2 separate regions of the Homo sapiens genome follow, and region 2 is linked to region 1. The links are chromatin contacts, found by Hi-C or POLR2A ChIA-PET in ENCODE. All regions are on one chromosome and are shown on one strand. The core of a region is the stretch at or near the end of the contact, and the rest is flanking DNA. Distances in the headings are between cores, read along the strand shown.

What was found. Hi-C counts contacts between places; a loop is a spot of excess contacts on that map. ChIA-PET counts read pairs that join two places held with the same protein, here RNA polymerase II (POLR2A). Pooled maps may share reads with other maps.
Region 2: a loop to region 1 is called in a pooled map, with 8 times the contacts of the local background. The contact joins two enhancer-like sites. A Hi-C loop is called at or near these places in 5 of 168 maps with a recorded cell type or tissue (Caco-2, HepG2, MCF 10A and 2 more) and 3 of 50 pooled maps. POLR2A ChIA-PET finds 5 or more read pairs at or near these places in 6 of 52 experiments (AG04450, HEK293, HepG2 and 3 more).

The regions. Positions count from the first base shown.
Region 1 is chr4:41,157,409-41,162,241 of GRCh38, reverse strand. The region is part of intron 1 of APBB2 (amyloid beta precursor protein binding family B member 2); the gene reads left to right. Among named protein-coding and RNA genes, the nearest start is that of APBB2, 55 kb to the left of the region's middle. Within about 2 kb of position 1,666, at least 6 of the 41 ENCODE cell types and tissues checked have a DNase peak (open chromatin) inside an H3K27ac peak, as active enhancers do; they include endothelial cell of umbilical vein, where a contact is called at or near this core.
Region 2 is chr4:41,117,660-41,122,898 of GRCh38, reverse strand. All of the region lies in intron 2 of APBB2 (amyloid beta precursor protein binding family B member 2), which reads left to right. Among named protein-coding and RNA genes, the nearest start is that of APBB2, 94 kb to the left of the region's middle. Within about 2 kb of position 2,523, at least 19 of the 41 ENCODE cell types and tissues checked have a DNase peak (open chromatin) inside an H3K27ac peak, as active enhancers do; they include endothelial cell of umbilical vein, where a contact is called at or near this core.

The DNA.
Region 1 (4,833 bases), core at 417-2,916:
TATAGATTGTGATTCGACAAATTGTAAAAAAAAAAAAAAAAAAGACGGGGAAATTTGAACACTGATCAGATAATTGATGTTAAGAAATTATTGTTAATTTTTATAGGTGTGTTAATACTATTGTGGTTATGCTTTAGAGTGTCTCTTAAAAATTTTATCTTTTTAAGAGATATATGCTGAAATATTTGTGGATGAAAGGATGTGTGATGCCTGGAATTTACTTCAAAGCAACTGGTGGTGATGAGGTGGGGAGAGTAGATAAATGTGGAAATAAGGTAAGATTCCCCATGAGTTAATAATCATTGAAGTTGGATGATGGCTGGCTGTATGGGGGTTCATTCATTCTTTCTACGTTTGTATGTGTTTGAAAGTTTCTATAATAAGCGGAAAAAAAATAAGGGATAGGAGACATGGGTTTTGTTTTTAAAGAATTGAAAGAACTTTACACTGGAATTTGGGAGGCTCAACATTCTAGCTCTAGCTTTCTCTCTAATTACCTGTGTGACTTGGAGCCACTCTTTCAACATTTCTGGGCTTCACCTACTCTCCTGAGTAAATAAGAAGTTGGCTGTGTGGGGTCCTCATTGTCCCTGGTGTCTGGAATGTTGTACTTTATTTTTTATTTTTATCTTTTTAGAGATGGGGTCTTGCTTTGTCACCCAGGCTGGAGGGCGGTGGCACAATTTTAGCTCACAGCTGCCTCCAATTCCTGAGCTCAAACAATCCTCCCACCTCAGCCTCCTGAGTAGCTGGCACTGCAGGTGCCTGCCACTACACCCAGCTTATTTTGAAATTTTTTGTAGAGAAGAGTTTCGCCATCTTGCCCAGGCTAGTCTTGAACTCCCGGGCTCAAGGAGTTATTCTACCTCAGCCTCCCAAAGTGCTAGGATTACAGGTGTGAGCCACCATGCCCGGCTGAATGCTATACTTTTGAGAGAGACTTTGGGCTTGGACTCAGAGATTCCAGAATAAACGAGCAGTGTCTATGAAAGTCATGGTTTCACCCAAGCTGTATATTTGCCAAATCACAATTCCAAACTTACCACGTTTTTTTTTTTTTTTTTTTTTTTTGCCAGGGAAGAGGATCATAGCTGCAGCATTCTGTAATACATGCTGTCAGTTTGAGTTGGTGTAATTTCATTCTAAAGCAAAGAGGCATCATATCATAATTAGCTGGGGTAGTCTTATCCCCAAAGTTAATGCTGTGGGTATAATGATTAAGAGGTCAGGCTCGGGAGGCCACATTCACATCTCAGCTTAACCACAAGCTGTGTCACTTGGACAAATTACTTATCTACCTCCTTCCTTAGAGGGTCGTCATAAGGATTAAGTGAGCTAATGCATGCGAGGTGCTTAGGACAGTGTCTGGCACATAGTAATGGTTCAATAAGTGGTAGATATAATTTTCATTGGCTTTATTAGTTTGATTTATATTTTGGATTTTCAGTTCTTGTAAGGCATGTTGAGGTTTAAGCACATTTGTCATCCTTAGGCCACCCTTCCTCCCTCCCTCCCTCTCTTTGAGCTAGAAGTATATTGGAGAGCTCATTGCAATGTGAGATGAAAGAGGGTGAGAGGGAGACCAGGGAAGGGAGTTAGTCACCAAACACAGCCTCTTAGAGGTCATCCTGTCCCACCCTTCTCTTGGAGGCTGATGGATTGAGTCGCTGAGGGATTTGCCCAAGGCGGCCAAGCCCAGGGCATTAGTGGTGGAGCCGTATCTTGAACCTGGGTCTCCTAACTGCTGGTTATGTCTGCTGCAATCTTCAGCTCCCTGAAGTCTCCTCTGTCATTCTGATTGCTAACTAGAGTGCATTCTGGAGAGAAAATTTCCCTGCGTCTGGTTTATCTAATATTTAAAAAGTCATCTCTGTTAAGGAATCTCTGGTCATGTCCTATCATTTGCAGGGAGTGAAATGGGAATGTGCATGGTGTTCTTCAAGCACTCTGACTAATCACTTCATAAGCTATGGGCTTCCGTCATTTCCTTTCCAAGTCCTGCTGATCCCAGGCCCTTGTCTTCCCTGTCCAGGCCGGCAGCACCTGTGAGGCCCCGCACCCGTTCCTTACAGCCAGCTTGCCCTGGGCCCTGGATCACTGCATTACTGTTGTCTGAATCACCTCCGTGGCCTTGTTTTTCATCCTTGATGTTTTCCCAAAAGCATTGTTTCTCCAGTATCCGCAAAACAGCATCCTGTGATGTTTTCTTCTTCTTCTTCTTCTTCTTCTTCTTCTTCTTCTTCTTCTTCTTCTTCTTCTTCTTCTTCTTCTTCTTCTTCTCCTTCTCCTTCTCCTTCTCCTCCTCCTCCTCCTCCTCCTCCTCCTCCTCCTCCTTCTCCTTCTTCTTCCTTTTTTTTTTTTTGCCCTTAAGCCTATTGCTTCCTTCCTTAATGTTATTTCTTGCTTGCTTTCATTTTCTTTGGATGCTTCTATTTATTTTCCATTCATTAAGCTGCAAATAGGATTACAAGCTTCTTTTACTTATTCCAGGGATGAGATTGCAGTTTATAGACTATTCACATCCCTTTGCTTTTTCTGCAGCTTAGAGGCACTTTATAGCTCATGAAAATTTCCTAGTAAGGGAAAAGTAATATCTCTATAAGAATTGACAGATTACATAGTGATTTTATCAACAAGATAGGATACTAGGCCTAAGAGTTGAAAAGGTTAGATATAATCCTGGGTTTGAATTTGCATTCATAAACTGTAGTTCTTTGGACAAGTTATTTTTACCTTTTTCCATTTCAGTTTTCTCATCTGAAAAATGGGAATGTTAATACTCATCTCTTTGGGTTGTTGTCTTGGCAGATTTACTGAAGGAGTTAAGTAAGTCGGCTAATATTACTGTGTATATTGTGATCTTATTTGCGCTTCATAGAAAAATAGCCCTTTTGAGGTAGATAGGGTTATTTTCTCCATTTTTATCTGACTTTATATTAATTCATCTGTTCCCTTCCCTTCTTCCTTCCTGTTTCCTATCAGAGAGAGAGAGAAAGAAAAAGAGAGAGATAGAGAAAGGGAAAGGTCGATTTAAGGCTAATACATTTCTCTTGTACAGATGCAGCATTAAGGCCTAGTGAGTTTGAGACTTGCCCTACAGTCCTCTCTTGGAGGAGGTGGCAAGGTGGGAGTGGAGAACTCCTTCCTACATCTTTAAACTTCAGGTCTGATTGTGGTTCAGTACAACCTGAGAGGACCTGAGGGTGAGGTGGGGTGGGTGTAAAGCTACCCTTTTAGTCAGTTTCATGTCCTTGATTTGGAACTGTGTCCGGGATTCCTGAGCCCAGGTCATAGACTAGGAGGCAGGGTGGTGCAGGAGGCAGACACACCTGGGATGGAATCTCGGCTATGCTAGGAACCTCTCTGCTCCTCAGTTTCCTCATTTGTATAGTAACCGTGCTGTGGGGTGACCTTGAGAAACGGGACAGATGGGTAAAGGGCCTGGCATGTAGTAGGTGCTCAATCGATATTAGTTCCTTTTCTAGTTTAAAATGTATTTCTGGTTTGTGCTACAAAAAAAATCCTGCTAAAAGAATTTCAGGCAGCAGCATACAGGTTGCAGAGGCATTTTTGTGGGCAGTGATACCCCTCAACACCCTTGAACTATTCCCATCCTCCTGGGAAAGACCTGTCTTGTAGAGTTGGGACTTGCTTTCAACCAGTGTTTCTCACCTCCATGTGTGCATTAGAATGACATTGCTTTGTCAAAATACACATTTTGGGCTCCAAACCAGACCTGTTGCCCAGACATGTACCTTTTGGAAAAGTTTTCCAGATGTTCCTGATGCCACTGTAGCATAGAGCTACTGCTTTCAACAAACCAGAATGACTTCTTAGTGTGTCTAAAATATGATTCCGTTTGGGCATAGCCTCTTAGACATAAACTCTTAGAGAAATAGGAATCCTTTTCTGAGAAAAGAATATACTCTTTTCACCTCTGACTCATTAATGGGAAATGGATGTAATTTTCATAGTAATAATAGCCAATTCAGGTGCTTTTACTGTATTATTTAATTCTGACAGCAGCCCTGTGAGTTAGTTGGTATCATTATGCCTATCCTGCATGACATGTCCAAGGCCACACAGCTTGGAGAGTGTGGAGCCAGGCTTTGAACCCAGGCAGTCTGGCTCCAGAGTCCATTTTTTTTGTCCCCACGAATATCCCACTTCTCTTAATTACAAGTGAGATTACCTTGGGAAATGCACTTTGGAGTCCGTGGCTCTTTTGTTTGTTTGACTGTTTGGTTTTTGAGGTGGAGTCTCACTCTGTCGCCCAGACTGGAGTGCAGTGGCGCAATCTCGGCTCACTGCAACCTCTGCCTCCCAGGTTCAAGTGATTCTCCTGCCTTAGCCTCCTGAGTAGCTGAGATTATAGGTGTGTGCCACCACACCCAGCTAATTTTTTGTATTTTTAGTAGAGACGGGGTTTTACCATGTTGGCCAGGCTGGTCCCGAACTCCTGACCTCAAGTGATCCACCCACATCATCCTCCCAAAGTGCTGGGATTACAGGTGTGAGCCACTGCGCGGCCTGGAGTCGTAGCTCTCAGCTAAGAGCCATGGAAATTTGCGAAGAACTGGCAGCTTCTTTCTCACTGCCCCTGTATTGTTTCTTGGCATATCTTGGTCTGGTCTGGATTTCAGGAAGATCCATGCATTGCAGCAGTTGTGTGTGCTGTTGGCTTGGTGTGGGTGGTGAAGCAAATTTACAATTCCATCTCTCATATTTGCTCATTCCACTCTCCCACCTATCGGTAGAGCGTTTGGGATTAGCTTGCTCTAGGGGTGAAAAATTTAGGGGTGAATTATTGGGCTTCTTTCGCTCTAGTTCAAT
Region 2 (5,239 bases), core at 1,274-3,773, 40 kb after region 1:
GAGGACAGAAAAATATTGGTGGGGCGAGGGACAGGTTTCGGAGGGCATGGCACGGCAGGGCAGAATAAGGACTTAAAACATTTTTAATTCTGGGAGAGACGAAAAGGCTTTGAGCAAAGAACTAACTTGATCTGGTAATGTTTTTTAAAAAAATCACTGAAATTACAAGATATATCCTCTGCCTTGTGGTTTATTGCAGATAATGGCATTTTGTGGATTAAAAGAAAGAAAAACCCTTTCAGTTCACCAGCCACAACAGTTAGCTTTAAGAGTGTTATAAAAGTAGGATCAAAACAATAGGAATTACAGGCCAGGATCTTCTTAGGGGAGTGTTCAAAGCTTCAGGTATCCATATCAGTCCAGGTCCCATAAGAAAACAGGTGGCATATGGTAGGTAATGGGAAGACAATGGACTCTAGTGTGGAGGGAATGCCACTCCTACCTTGGTGCTTCAGGACAATTAATCTGCTAGTGTTGTTTAGAATGGATTGAAGAACAGAGGGGAAGAAGGTAGGGAGACCAAATTGTTTCATTAAATTATATAAAAAATTTTCAAAAAAAGTCAGCTTCTATTGTGGAGGAAAACTATTGTACAGACCCCAGTCAGAACAGTGAAGATACTTGTACTGTCCTCAAGTGTCATTGTACTTGTTGATTAACATATATTAAAAACAAGCAGGTGTGGTGGCTCACACTGGTAATCTTTGCACTTTGGGTGGCCAAGGCAGGAGGATTGCTTGAGCCCAGGAGTTTGAGACCAGCCTGGGCAACTTAGTAAGACTCCTGTCTGTACAAAAAATAAACAAAATTAGTCAAGCCTGGTGGTGTGCCCTGTAGTTCCACTACTTAGGAGGCTGAGGTCAGGGATTGCTTGAGCTCGGGAAGTCAAGGCTACAGTGAGTCGAGATGGGGCCACTGCACTCCAGCTTTGGTGACAGTGTGAGACACTGTTTCAGACACACACACATACACACACACATACACACATACACACACACACACACAACCAAAAAAGGAAGCCATATATTAAAAATGTTGCCATAAAAAATATTGGGGACAGGGTATATAGGAGCCACAAAGACGTGGCTGCATCCGGGGGCTAGTAATAGCCAAGCTCCTCCCACTCCTAGGCCTGAGGGGTGAGGGAGGAAGCAGTTTCCAGGGGACCCTATATAGAGAGCCACCTGACAGGACCCAGGGAATATGGTGGGAAAGGATTTGGCTGAACCAAAATGGGAGCCAGTGGGCAAGACAGCCTGTTGTTAAATGGGTCAGCTTCCCAGAACACACAACACGGTGGCAGAGTAGAGGGCAGGTGGAGGATTTCCATCCTAGGGGACACCTCAGGAGTCTTAGCTGCATCCCAACTCTGTCGCTTTCCCTCACTCCCACCACCAGCCACACCACAGATGCGCACGCATGAGCGTGTACACACGCACGCTCCCAAGTACCCTCTGGTATTCTTCCATTGCTTTTCTGACCAGGACAGAGGAACTATTTATTAATTGTGAAATTTGAGGACATTTCTCATTATTTTTGTGGTATTTGATGCTATAATATTTGCAAGACAAGGAACATGTGGGTAGCTCTACGCATTCCATTTTCCATTCCTGATAAAAATTCAAAGCACGTATGTTACTGATGCTAGAGTTAAACATTTTATTTTTTAAAAGTATCATTTCTAATTGGCTGCAGAAGGAAAAATACAGTAAGCAGGACATTAAAAATCTTGGGGAACTATATTCAGTTTTGGCTATTCTGGTTACAAACAAAGCAAGCATTGAATTTTAGCCACTTCAAACAGTTTTCGTTTTCCACCGTTGAGCATGTTAAAACTGTGAAGACACAGAAGTACCATTCAGTAAACTGCTTCTTTCAGCAGCTTCTGTGATATCCCAGTACTTTGGAAGCCTTCCATTTTCTTTCAGGTACAAGAAGTTAACACCCTGAATTAGTCACTATCTGTGTATATAAAGCCAGGAGCTTTATATTTTGTACTGAGGCAGAGCTGAAGTTTTTAGATAATTTGATCTTTTAAAAATATTTGACTTTTCACTTGATTTAGGTTCTGAGAATCAAAGGTTCTACTAACAAAATGGTCAACTTGGCAAAGAGAAATATGCAGAAGTCAATTTTAGGCTGTATTTTGCAAGAGCGCGGTGCCTGTGAAAGCAGCCCAAGCTGTACGGATGGTGAAACTCATTTTTCTCCCCTACTTTTTCTGGAATCTGGCCAAAAATTAAGTATCGTGGCACATTTTCTCAACAATCTTGGCCCCAAATTGGAGGGCTGGCTCAGGGCCCCAGGGGAAAAGAAAACTCCCTTTTCCATTTATGATTATCAGCCATGTTATAAAACTTAAACATTATTTTAAGGTCAAGGAAAATAAGTCACCTTGAATTTCCCGTAAGTTTTGAAGCACTGGAACGAGGTCTGTTTTTGTTCCTTGGCTTTTGCTCATGTGTCGGTTTTGCAGCACAGGATCAGTCACGTGGTTGTGGGGCCTTTGGGGTTGAGGAGCTTCCACTGCATGCAAAGGCACTTTGTTAACACAGCGGGACCTGGGTGAGTGAGCCAGGTCCTAGGCCTGAGTCGGTTTATATAATTCTGCTCAGGAGATTGGAGGCATGAACAGATAGGTGGCCTGCAGAGAAAGAGAGAACCTCCATGGATGACAAGAGGACTGTGGAAAATTATTAAAAAATGAGAGGGATCCTGTCTTTCTGGTGGAGAGAGTGAAAACACAGCTGGCATGGAGCCAGGCCTTGAAGGATCCTGAGGAACAGAGTCACTAGTCGTGGATTTGAATGAGTTCTGTGTCTTGACTTCAACTCGTAAGCCTCCGTTTTCCTCATCTATATAATGGTGATGACATCTTTACCACCCATATCACGGTATTTTTATGAGGCTAAATTACAGCATGGAACACAAACCATAAAATACCCGAATGCTGTTACTTATTATTGTCATGAATATTATCAAATGGCATCTGTTAAATATTTATTTTTGATGCTTGTTATCACATTTGTAGTTTTCCAGGAGTTTGATCTAAAAAACACAGTTGCTGCCACTGATGGTGATTTCTTAGGCCAGCTCCACATAGGAAGGTTTTTATATGTGGTAGACTTTTTATATGTGCAGATCTCACAAATGCAGTGTGGAGTCTCTTGTTACAGTTGAGAGGAGTCTCTGGACAGGGTATGTGAAAGGCTGAGCTCCCTTCTTTAGGCAGGAATCGGATATAGTATGGTGGAGTATGTTAATGTACAGACAGACGCTTGAAGTTCTGGGTTTAAGATTGTCTATAGAACTTGGGAATTGGGACTGCGATTTTTAAGGAAAAAAAAATTGCCAACTTTTTTTTTTTTTTTTTTTTAATGGAACTTCCTAGAGCCTTTCTGGGACTTACTTTACTTGTTAGAGGAGTAGGAGGTGTGGTAAATTCCTTCCTGGGTATGTTAATTAAAATGTAGTGAATTAAGCTGGAGAACTTGGAGCCCGAAACATGTTAGTGTTGTATAAAAGGAGGAATATAAATGCATGAGATTAAGTTTAAAAAACACGTGCCACACATTTAGCTAGAGATCCTAGTTCAAACTCACTCCCCCAGTCGGCCCCATTCACACGTTTCAGTGCCACCTTCTTTGTTAAAGACGATAGGACTACACTTCTTTGGAATTAGTTTAAGAGGTAGTTTATAAGCCAGTCAAGAAAATTGACCTCATGTTCATGCTCTTAAAAAAAAAAAATCAATTATTTTTGAGACAGGCCTCACTCTGTCACCCAGGCTGGAGTGCAGTGGCATGATCTCGGTTTGCCGCAGCCTCAACCTCCAGGGCTCAAACCATCTTCCTGCCCCCTCCTCCTGAGTAGCTGGGGCCACAGGTGCGCACTACAACGCCTGGCTAATTTTTGTATTTTTGTAGAGTTGGGGTTTCGCTGTATTGCCAAGGCCAGTCTTGAACTCCTGAGCTTAATCATTTTGCCTGCTTCAGCCTGCCAAAGTGCTAGAATTACAGGCGTGAGCCACCGCGCCCGGCCAGTCTTAATTTTTTTTAAAGCATTTTTAGATTTACAGGAAAACTGAGCAGATAGTACAGGGTATCTCAATACTCCCTCACCTCCCTTTCTCTTTTTTTGTATCTTAATATGGTATGCTTGTTATAATTAAGCTATATTGATACGTTTTTATTAACTAAAGGCTATCAGATTTATTCAGCACATATAAAAAGTACCACATATAAAAACCTTCCTATATGAAGCTGGCCTAATAAATCACCATCAGTGATAGTAACTCTTTTTTTAGATCAAACTCCTGGAAAACTACAGATGTGATAACAAGCGTCACAGACACATAAATATTTAATAGATGCCATTTGATAATATTAATGACAATAATTAACAGCATTCGGGTATTTGACGGTTTGTGTTGCATGCTGTAATTTAGCCTCATAAAAATACCATGATATGGGTGGTAAAGGTATCATCATCATTTTATAGATGAGGAAAACGGAGGCTTAGAAATTGAAGTCAAGACACAGAACTCATTCAAATCCACGACTAGTGACTCTGTTCCTCAAGATCCTTCAAGGCCTGGCTCCATGTCAGCTCATTCAAATCCACGACTAGTGGCTAATTAGATCAGATTTCCTTAGGGTTTTTTGTTTTTGTTTTTTGTTTTTTGTTTTGATAGGATCTTGCTCCATCACCCAGGCTGGAGTGCGTGGTACAATCATGGCTCACTGCAGCCTTGATCTCCCAGGCTCAACTGATCTTCCTTCCTCAGCCTCCTGAATAGCTGGGACCACAGGTATGCCCCACTGCTCCTGGCTAATTTTTTTTTTTGTTTTGTTTTGTAGATACAGTTTCTCCGTGTTGCCCAGGCTGGTCTTGAACTCCAGGGCTCATGTGAGTCTCTCCCCACTTAGCTTCTCAAAGTGCTGGGATTACAGATATGAGCCACTGCCCTCAGCTAGATTTCCTTAGTTTTGACCTGAGTCAAATACTGTCCTTTTTCATTTGCCACTTTATCCCATCATGTAGAACAGTTGCCTGACACATAGTGACTTTGCACAGATGTTGTTGAAATAAAGATGCTCTGCCTGCCCTTGAGTTGGTATAATAGAGTAGGGAAGGATCAAGCCATGGTGCAAATGACACCACACTAGCGCTTAGGAATTTGGAAGCAGATGGGGCTGAGTGGGAATGAACCCTGGCCCTACCATCCACCAATCCTATG